2 separate regions of the Mus musculus genome follow, and region 2 is linked to region 1. The links are chromatin loops, found by intact Hi-C in ENCODE. Cell type or tissue: heart. All regions are shown on one strand. Links, peaks and the distances in the headings refer to the core of each region. The heading gives the core; the rest is flanking DNA.

What was found. Hi-C counts contacts between places; a loop is a spot of excess contacts. Peaks named below come from ENCODE experiments on the same cell type or tissue, not always from the same donor. Only the 100,000 strongest peaks of a DNase experiment are listed, where the experiment ranks them.
Region 2: it touches region 1 in a loop (3-fold over the local background); 2 of 42 quality-filtered maps call a loop at or near these places.

What each region holds. Positions count from the first base shown.
Region 1 is chr10:57,792,092-57,797,477 of GRCm38, reverse strand. It overlaps Smpdl3a (sphingomyelin phosphodiesterase, acid-like 3A), which reads right to left and starts at 2,934. Exons shown (of 8, transcript NM_020561.2): 1 at 2,694-2,934. The coding sequence starts at 2,796. In heart, for the core only: CTCF peaks have their summits at 1,076 (motif pointing right) and 2,573; a DNase peak (open chromatin) is centred at 2,717; H3K4me3 peaks cover 1,949 bases; H3K27ac peaks cover 1,288 bases.
Region 2 is chr10:57,529,129-57,534,514 of GRCm38, reverse strand. It overlaps Serinc1 (serine incorporator 1), which reads left to right and starts at 1,986. Exons shown (of 9, transcript NM_019760.3): 1 at 1,986-2,158. The coding sequence starts at 2,120. In heart, for the core only: a CTCF peak has its summit at 2,391; a DNase peak (open chromatin) is centred at 2,004; H3K4me3 peaks cover 2,064 bases; H3K27ac peaks cover 1,246 bases.

The DNA.
Region 1 (5,386 bases), core at 223-5,222:
GTAAAATATTCAATTTCATCCAGCACTTATGATATGTTTAGTACTATTTTATAAGCTTTTCATCATTATCACCCAGCAAAACAGACAGGAAAGTGGAACACGCAGAGATTAAACCCAGGTCATCTGTCATAAAGTAAAGGGCTGACACTGGTTCAGGGGCCACACTTCGGGAGACATGTTGCCTTTAATCACTGTACAATGCCTCTCATATACTTAGTCAAATAAGCTGCCTTGTACCAAAGTAGATAATGATATCTACACAAAAGGTACATTGAGGATTAAAGTAAATGAGATCATGAATGGATTAAATTTTTCATAATCCAAATCTTGCAATGGATTTTGAGCACATCCCTATGACATAATGCAGTACCTGGTTCACAGAGCTCCAAGAACAGGAATGAGTCTGATGGAGTGGGCCCTTAACAAAGATTCTTTAATTTTACAATTCATGGCATTGAGGCAAAGGCAAATTTCAGGATTCCCTCCAGATCATGTGACCAGGCAATAAAAGCTGAGCTAGAACCTGTTTCTCCAGATGCCAAGGTGCTATTTCTACCACATCACATTGCTGGATAGACAAATGAGGGGGTAATTAGATTCACTAAAGGATGGCTTGAAATGAGTCAGAACATCTGGAGGTTTTACATCCTAACGCCAATGATATTGTACATAAAATGTGGTTGTGTGTGTGTGTCTCTGTGTGTGTCTGTATATATGTGTCTGTGCCTGTGTGTGTGCGCGAGTTTGTAAGGTCACCAATCCAGCCTGTGACACAGTCCATAGCACACTCAAATCTAAATTTTTTGGCCAAAAATGCCCAAAGTCCTTTACCAAAATTTCTTTCTTATCCCCCAGATAAACTTTTCAAATATTTTTTCAAGATATGTGTGTTACACAGTCTACATAAGTGCTCAAATTTATTTAAAGAGATACTCAAAATTTTCAGAAAAAAAAATTCAGTCAAAGAATGCTTAATAATTTGTCCCAGCAAACCCAATGAACCATAATTATATGGACAATTGTATGTAGTCGTTTAAGTGGGCGTTGGTTGATCTGTTTATAAAGTCAGTTGCTGTGTGCTAAGTACACCAGCAGGTGACAGCCTACTAAATCTTTTAAAAATGAAGCCAAACACCCAGGGTGGTGGTCCTCTAGTCACATGGACTTGGCAAGGGGGAAAACTAAGACTGGGAACTTAAACACAGTTAGGAAACAAGCAGAGGCCAGGCTGGGTGGAAGTTGTGGAGGGAAGTGCAAAGGGGCCAGGGGGAGAGAGGCCTTCTAGTCAAGTGGAAAGCAGGTAAAATAATCCATGCAATGTGAAACCAGAGTCAACAGGTCTGGTTATTCTCTCTCCCTCCCGCTACCAAAACAGGAAGGTATCAGAAGGAGAGTCACATGATCACGGGCAAAGTTTTATGACTTCTTTCAGCAATTAATTCATTAAAACCAAAGGCGAATTTACCTGTGGTGCAGCCTGAGACATTTCCAGGTCAAAATCCGGAGCAGTCACAAATTTAAAATAGCACAATTCCAGCAATATAAAAACACGAGGCAGCCACATATGTACACATTCTGGGGGCTATTTCTGTTACAGGTGTTATTTGCCAGAGTTGACAAACCGGACATACAGCTGTGGCTTGCAAAAGCTTGACAGCTAAGTCAGGTGTACTTCACTCATAAGCAAGGAGAAGGGATTCCCTGGACCCCATTCAGGGAAGTCCTGTGCAGATCAGAGGCAGGCATGGAGAGGAGGCAGACAGCAGGAGAGTTTCAGTTCTGAGCACAGGTGAAAGTCTCAAGGATAGCTCTCTCTGCAAATCAAAACAAACCCCCCAACTAGAGCAATTATTTTTAAACGGAGCTAGGGAGATGGGGGAGGGGAGCGTCACCTTAAGTTTTAAAACCCAGAAGGCAACCTACAGTCTTACTAAACATTCAGTCTGGACGGGGATTTTCTAATTTGAGAGGGATGAAGAGTGTTAAACTGTGCCCAGGAATCCATTCCCACCGGTCTGGATCCAGTAATTTTGGAGTGGGGCTTAACTTACCGATTTTTTTTTTTCCCACCAAGTTTGGCAGCTGCTACTGCTGGGTGGAAGGAGACTGAGGGGGCAGGGCAGGGCAGGGCAGGCCAAGATTGCAGAAACAGAGTAATAGGCTCCCGGTAAACAGAACACACCACAAACGCAAGACCCCAAGTGCACCAAGGGCTGCGGAAGGGCTCAGGGGTTTTATGTTAAGAACGAAAGAGACCAGACGCCTCGGAGACCTGAAGAGGCAGAATTAGGCTCCGACGTCACTGAGCAGAACAGAATAGGACTGAAGCTACATCCAGGTGTAGGGACCCTGTAGGTCCTCCTCTGCTCTGGGCAGACTAGGTGACTCCGGGAATGCCCACAGCCAATTCTGAGCGGCATTTCCCACCAGACAACAGCTTCAGACTTTCCTCCCCTGGGAACTAAACCACCCAGACCCGGGATGTAAACAAACGCCCAGCAGGCGGCTCGGCTCCATACTGGCGCCCACGGGGCGCCCCCACCATGACTCAGACCCAGTGACCTTGCTGTCTGGCCTTTGGCCACAGTGACCAGTGTGGCGGCGTCCTGTGCCCCGCTGCCTACGCACCCGGCACCTTCATGACTTCGCCGACCCCCTCCACCGTCCTGTGCAGTCCCGATCGGTCCACTCACCCACAGCTGGGGCGCGATCCGCCGGCGCCAGGGGCACCCCGAGCCCCGGGCCGCAGAGCCAGGCAACCAGTAGGCAGCAAAGGAAGTTGCCCAGCAACGCCATGGTGGAGGCCACTGCCCCAGGACGCTAGACTGGAGCTTGGGCGCCGCTGAGACCCGCAGGCCCTAGGGGTGGAGAGGAAGCCAGAGCCTTTCCTTGTGTTGACGCCCAGCAAGCAGATCACGTGTAATATTAGATTCCCCTGAGCACGAGTTCTTCTGACCTTCTGGACTCCTTTATTTTAATATGCTTCCTTAATTTCTTAGGTCAATGGGAAACAATGTTCTTGCTCCAACCCCGTATTGTTTCCTTCCCTGAACCCCAGGAGCGCCTACCTGACAGGGCCATTTAGCAGAGGTACTTGAAAAGGCAGGAGAACCCTGAATCATAGTTAAGACAAACGAGTACAAGAATGGGTTTGGATTTCCTCAATGGTTTCGCTACCTGGGATTTATGACAGAAATGTAAACTCCCAAGCCTCAGGCCACCGCTGATAAATGAACAGATTAGCTGGGCTGGCCATGTGTGGCTTCATAGTACTCCAAGGTGATAGATAGGTGGAGTCGGCAAACTATGTCCCAGGTTCACCAGGCTGAACGTTTTCCTTTCCACAACTGAGTTAAGCACGTCCTCATGCAACCTACCTGGTAAATACAAATAGAGACTGTTGATTTTTCTATTCCAAAAGTTTTATAAGTATTGGCAAAGACACCAAAACCCACAGACTGTGTGTAATATGTATTCTTTGTTCTCTCTCTAGGAATTTATGAGAATGCGCTCTCTTTATAATATAGCCAACAACTTTAATTTATAAAACGTAGGGTGTCTTTGGAGAAGAGCAAACCTTTGAGAGATGCTGACCTCATAAAAGATGTGAGCTGTGGCGTCTTGAGGAAGCCGTGCTGTGTTAAAAGGTCCTGACAAAATACTATGCTTTAGCTGAGTTCAAGGTACTTATTATGGGAAGATGGGTGTTTTAGGTGGACACCCACATTGTCTTGGGATACCATGGCCTCTTTAATACTCAAATGCCTTAATTTGTGTATCTAGCATACCATTTTCATGATTAAAAGAGTATCTCTGTCACTAAGCTTAAATGGTTTTTCAATATCCTCCAACTATAGAATTAAGAATACTACATTGAAACTTTATAGTTTACCTACTTAGATTTACATTCTTTGTAATAGGAACATATCTGGTAAGTGTATTGATTTATTATTTTCTTTGTTCTATAACTGTAAGTTTCTGTAACCTATTCCATGTTGAAACAGTCATTTAGAGAAACCAGGATCTGTGTTCTTAGCCTAGGATCACACATATTTGGCTTAGGATACATTATTTTTGTATTTTCTTTAGGTACTTTTACCATTATATTTTACAAATATATTTATTTTCCATCAGAGGAAAAAAACTTTGTTTTATATCTGCATGATTTAGACATTATATCTTGTGAATAAATTTTTTTTAATGGACACTAAGTTTCCTTTCAGATCCTGGTAGACTCCTCCAAGTTTTGCTACATCATTGGGGTGATTCAGAGCAGTTCAAGAACCATGCATGCTTCCCTGCAACAGACATGGTCACTTCTGCAATTTCTCAGTCTACAGTCTAAAGAGTACAGGGAAAGTAAAGCCGGGAAATGGTGGTGAGCTTGAAATGCAGAAATGGATCAGCAAGATAGCAAGAGCTTGAACATTTTAAAAGAAAGTGAACTAATGATCAGAATACCAGTTTTGCTCATTATAACTGTGATCCAACCAGAGATGATCATTCAGACACAGTTGAGAGCCGATTGCAAGCCAGCTGGCTGGAACTATGTTCAAGTGTTCGGGATGTAAGCTTATTCAGAGCAAGTCTTTTAAAGAGAAAAACCATATCCTGGTATCTCACTTTGCATTGGCAGAGGTAGGTTTGCACAAGCAAGCTGTTTAGCAGAAGCGATAAGTTAGCTGCAGCATCTTGGCCTTTGGTCCTACAATAGAGTCGGGTAAATTCCCAGTGGATTCTCCATTAAAGAGATCAAATTCTAGTTAAGCCTGAAATGGCCTCAGTAAGAATACAAGATAGAGGAACATCTGCAGTGTCTTGCCTTGTCAAACATTATTTTTCAACTTCTAAGACATGTTATAGGAAGTAAATTGGTTGTGAAATAACTTCAGTTAAGACAAAATATGAAGCACACACATTGTGAAACCTTTAAAATGCTTGAGAACATAAACTGATAATGTTTTAAGTGAGCAATGGAAGCCACAGCCTCCTTTCTACTCACTAAGAAGAAGCTCAAGGCTTCAGTGTTCCACACGCTGATATACCTGCAGTGTAAGCCTACTCCTGTAGGTCTTCAGCCCCCATGCATTTGTCTTTATCTGAACCAGGGAAAATGTGAGATAAAAGCCCCAAAAATAAATAAATAAATAAGTAAATAAATTTTGATGACTGTCAGTGGTTCATCTCTGTTGTAATGAACCATGAAACTAGTTTTATTGTTGTGAAGAGACATCGAGGCAATGGCAACACATATAACAGAAAACATTTCACTGGTGTTTGCTTATAGTTTCAGAAATTTAGTCCATTCTCATCAAGTGTGCATGTAGAAATGCTACCAAAGAAGTAGCTGAGAATTCTACATCTGTATCTGCGGGCAACATGAACA
Region 2 (5,386 bases), core at 302-5,301, 260 kb after region 1:
TACATATTAAATGATATCTGGGTCTCCTTCATAAGAGTATCAAATTTCTAGGAAGAAAACTTCATTTTATAAGTTAGCTGATTATATCCATCCCACAAATATAGACAAGAAAATATAAAGGAACATGGAGACATCACCTGAGAAACTGACGCAACCCATTAGGTGGAGGCTGTATCCAACCTAGGTTGGCAAATCACAGACAGTGGTAATTTTGGTAGGGAAGAAAGTAGAGAAAATAACCTGTGTTGATTTTCTATGGACTCCTGTATATGGTGCTAGCATTTGCACTTGTAAAAACATGTGTCATATAATTTAACCCTTACAGTTCTATAGTTGAATCTTATACCCATATATATTAATAAAGACACTAAGCTTTTGAGAAATCAAGCATCTTACTAATGGTGTCTTGTTTTCCCTCCCTCCCTCCCTCCCTCCCTCCCTCCCTCCCTCCCTCCCTCCCTCCCTCCCTCTCTCCCTCCCTCCCTTCTGTTTTTGCAGTGATAAAATACTCTCATCAAAGAAGCTTAGAGAGTGAGGGCTTATTTTAGCTCGTAAGTCAAGGTTATAGCCCATCACAGCTCTGTTCACAATTAAGGCCCATATCAATTAGAGTAACCAGGATGATCCTGCATAGGCATGGCCAGAGATGAACCTAGATTCTGTCAAGTTGACAATACTAACTGTAACAGCTAGTGTCTTCACAACTTATACTGAAAACAGAGTTTTACACTTGGGCGAAAGAGTATAGAGGTCACATTATCAATCAGAGGAGGTACAAATAGCCTCTACGTGATAGTTTATGTCTTGAAATGTTGGGCTCTACTTTCAGGACTCTTGTAACTACAATGGTTCCCAGTCTTCCATATCTATCTCCAACTACAAATGGACTCACTGAACATTTTGTAGCTCTGTGTGTTCTGTTTTTTTCTTTTTGTTTTTTGTTTTTTGTTTTTTGAATCTTGAACTTCCAAATACTAGGGAACGGATACCAGAGACTTTACAGATTTGCATGCTCAAAACACACAGGCTGATTATCTTCTGTTTTCAATTTTATCCCCACTCTTTGGTCTGTGTTAGTTAACAGTTGTAGTTCTGCCAGATTGATAAGGGTTACTCCACCCCTCTATATGCGTTTTTTGTCAATTTTATGAGACATCTTTATTTTAAAATATTTATAGTAATGGGTATTTCAAAGTGATGTCTGTGTACCAAACTCTTCTCATGGAATGTTTTCAAGGGCAAATTACAGAAAAATAAGAATCGACACTTTTCTATGAACACAGCCCAAACATACACATCAAAACAAGGATGTCAATTGTATGTCCGGATAGCTGTTAATAAACCCCTATACTATAATAAATGTCTTAACTAAGTGAACCCTTTTTCAAGTACATGTTAAAATGTGTCTCAATAGTAAACAAAAGAACGGAAAGGCCCAAACTTGCGGGGGAAATACACACACACACACACACACACACACACACACACACATACACACACACACACACACACGCGCGCATATATATATACGGACACATATATATGTACACACAGATATATATTATATACATATATACATACATATATGTATATATATGATATATAACATACATACACACACACACACACACACACACACACACACACATATATACACACACCAGTGAAACTTGTTCCACATAGTGGCTGCAGGAGTAAAATATGTATGTTAGTAGAACAACAACAAAGAAAACAAAACTAAAAAGGGGACTTTAGTGGAAATGAGATGGCTAAATCCCAAGAGGAACCAAAAAACAGTAACAGTAGCTCTTCTAACGTCCAAATTCAAGACAATGACAGAGGCCTTCCCTAACACAGTCTTCTTTACTTGGCAAAGTAGGCCCACTCCATGAAGCCACAAATCTAGCATCGCTGAAGACCACGCCCTTCCTCTCGGCGCATTGCGCACGCCCGGCAGCAGTCACCGGGTCCAGGTCTGAGCGGAAGTGACGCACGCGAAGCTGAGGGGCTTGTGCGTCTGCGCCGGAAGTGCCTGCCAGACAGTAAATAAGCCCAGAAAAAGGACGAAAGAAGCTGTCTCCATCTTGTCGGCACGCGCCGAGCTGGTGACGCGGCGGCGATGGGGAGCGTTCTGGGGCTGTGCTCCGTGGCGAGCTGGGTAAGGCGACCTGGGGCTCGCGGCCCGTGCGAGCTGGGTTTATCCGCCCTCCTCCGGTCTTTGCGGCTCCGCTTCGGGGCTGGAGCCTAGTGAGGGTGAGGCCGGGCGGAGCGGGGCGTCTCCCGAGCAATGGCTTTCTCTCTCGTGGGAGCCTCGGCCGTCGCCGTTCCAGCTCCTTCCTCCCACGGGCACTGAGTTTCTCCTTGTCACCCCGATTCCGGCGACCTCGCACTGCGGCACTGTCATTCCCGGAGGCCTCTTTTGTTCTGACACGCAGCCGCCAGGGAGTCGGGCCCGTTATTTGGGACATCTCGACAAGTGTCGACGTAGTCTTACCGGGTTTTTTTTGTTCTTGTTTTTAATACAGAAGTCAAATTCCCTTACTACGTACCTTTTTCGGTTTTGTTTGCTTTGATTCTTATATTTCCAAATTTATGTTTCTAGAAAAGGTGTTCAGGTCTGTGGGTACTGATTTTTTTTTTTTTTGACGTAAAACATGAACGTGCAATCTGAAAGTTGATGCTATAGGAAGGGTATGTTGCATTTTCGTGAGGCAGTACAATCCTCTAGAACAGTGGCAAGATTTCGTAAACCAGATGGCACAGATGACCCCGTTCTCTAATAGACAAAACATTGGCAGAGCAGTTTATAATAAAAAGCTTCATTGCTTTGGGTGAGGTATTTGGATTCAAATCTTATTCTTTGGCCAATGATTTCTAAGTTTAACTCGGAACAATCTTTTTTAACTAAATCATCCCTTTGTGTATATGTAACCAATGTACTGGCTAGTTTACATGCCTCATCATTTGAAAACTGCTTTGGTATGATATGACGAGAATTATGCTTAGTTTTTACTCAATACTGTTTGTAAGTCCAATGAGCTATTCCCTTATATTTTGCTATTTGCAGTTGGATAAGGAAATTTGACCTCGGAGAGCCTAATTGAGTCTGTTGACCCCTTTATACAGAAGGCAAAATTAAGTGTAGTAAAACTTAATAAATAGGAGCTGGGGAGATGACTCAGCTTGCTGCTTTTGCTAGATTATGGAGTTTAGTTACCAGCACCCACACATTCGGCAGTTCACTGCTTGTAACTCCAGTTCCAGGGAATCTCACACCCCCTGTCTACTCTCCACTGACAGTTGGCTCCCATGGGCACATACTCCCACACATAAGACACATATGCATACACATAACAATTGTAAGTAGTTATTATAAAATGTTTCCTTGGTTTGTTTGTTAGGATGTTGAGTTATTTAATTTGTAATACTAGAATTAGCTTGGTTGTGGTGTGGGCACACAGCAATTCCATTGAGACCATAGAGTTAGAGGGATATGAATTCTCCATTTTATTATTTTCCAGTTTAGTTTTGAGCACTGTTGTTGTTGTTGTTCTCTTTTGTCTTTTTAAGTTTTAAGGAATTTTTGTATATGTGTGTTTTAAGTCAAAATAGCTTTGGAGAACACCATTGGATACATTGCATGACTACATCTACAACTTAGATTGACACTTTTGTTCACGAAAGGAATGTCTTTGATGAAACTGGTGCTGTCTTGCCAGCATCATTTTATTATACCTAGGTACACTGAAGAGGTTGCAACAATAGCAGGGTTAGGTATGACTGGAACTAGGGGGCAAGTTGTTCATCATGATGCACCTTTCTTCTGACTCATCTGGAGGTTCATGGTGTGAAGTTTGAATCATACCTTTTGTTCAGTGTGCTCCTTTTAACTATTAGATTTCAGTGTATATCTGTAAGTAGAATTTGTATTAGGAGGTACACCTCCATCTTTTCCAACTCCCAAGTTTAATATGCTTACTTGCTTGGGAACTTTGATGAGGTGAAATTTTATTCAACTGTTCCTCTGGTTGAAATAATTAAGTATGTCAAGTAATCCATAATTTAAAGGCTTTCATTTTTTAACAGATTTTTGAAGACTCAGTCGAGTTTAGTAACACTTTGCTTCTGGTTCATAAAGTAACTATAAAACATTACTCCTGAACTACAAAAATGTATGAAAGAAAATTTACATGTGAGCATCTCTGGACCTTTTATCTAACTGTAATACTGCCAGCCACTAACATATCTTTCCTCAATATAAGGTCAGCATTGGTATTCTGAATAGATACTTTTTAATAACTAGATCTTGTGAACAATCACAATCATTTCTTTACCCCAGATAGTTAATGTAGCTAAGTAATTAAGAGGAAAGATGTAGGAATTACCAAGCACCCGTTTCACTGCCAAGCTCTGCTCCATTTTTGTTTTGTAACACAATTTTGTTATTTTAAGAAATCATCCCTGATTGCTTTCAGACACAGGCAGTTTAGTAGGACTTGTCAGCTTTGACTTTATAATGAACTGATCTAGTTTTGCCATTTGCAGCAGAAAGCTCATCTGAGGCTATTGGTGCACCCAGAGAAAACTTGCAGGTTCCTGTCTGGTTAGGATATTTGGGGAGTCTAGTGTGGTGACGTGTTGCCTGCATATAAAGTCTACTTTTATGTAGTCAGTATATTGTAGACTCCTCTTGCTGGTCATCTGAGCCTTGTTTTATTCTCTTCAGTTCTGAGTTTTTCATCTTTTATTCCTGTCTCCTGTGTTGGCTAAGCTCCTCAGTGTAAATGTGAAAACCCATGTCTTTGTTTTATGGTATTGAGTTGACATATCTTGTTTTTGTCTCCAAATATTAGTAGGTTCTTCTAAATCGTCTTCCATGTCTCCTTCCCATGCTCTAGGCTCCCTCCACTGTCTTGACTGTGTAAAATGTAGTTAACAGTATCAAAGGACATTTGTACATGTTACCTTGCAGATTGGTTTTGCCTACTTGGTCCTCCCTCATGGGTTGTATATTCCTGTTCTTCTCCATGTCTTCTGAGTCTCTGTTAGATGTCAGATACAGGTTTTACCTTGATGAAGGCTGGATATACTTCATTCAATGTTTAAAAACTATTCTTGGGCTATGCTCTTGGATATAGGTAAATTACTTAGAGATGTTTATGTCTTTGATGCTTGCTTACAAGTGAAATGAGTTCAACCTGTTTTAGACAGCTGGGATTCTGCCCTGGGAATGCTAGCTGCTTTCACTTCTGTGAATTCTCAGCTCTGTCTCCTCAGGCAAATTGCTGTGCTGACCTATTCTAGTTAGAAAGATGGGCAACTCCTAGGGTCGACACCATCTGCTTTCCAGAATCACTACCTTGCATTTCTTCTTTCCAGTTTTATT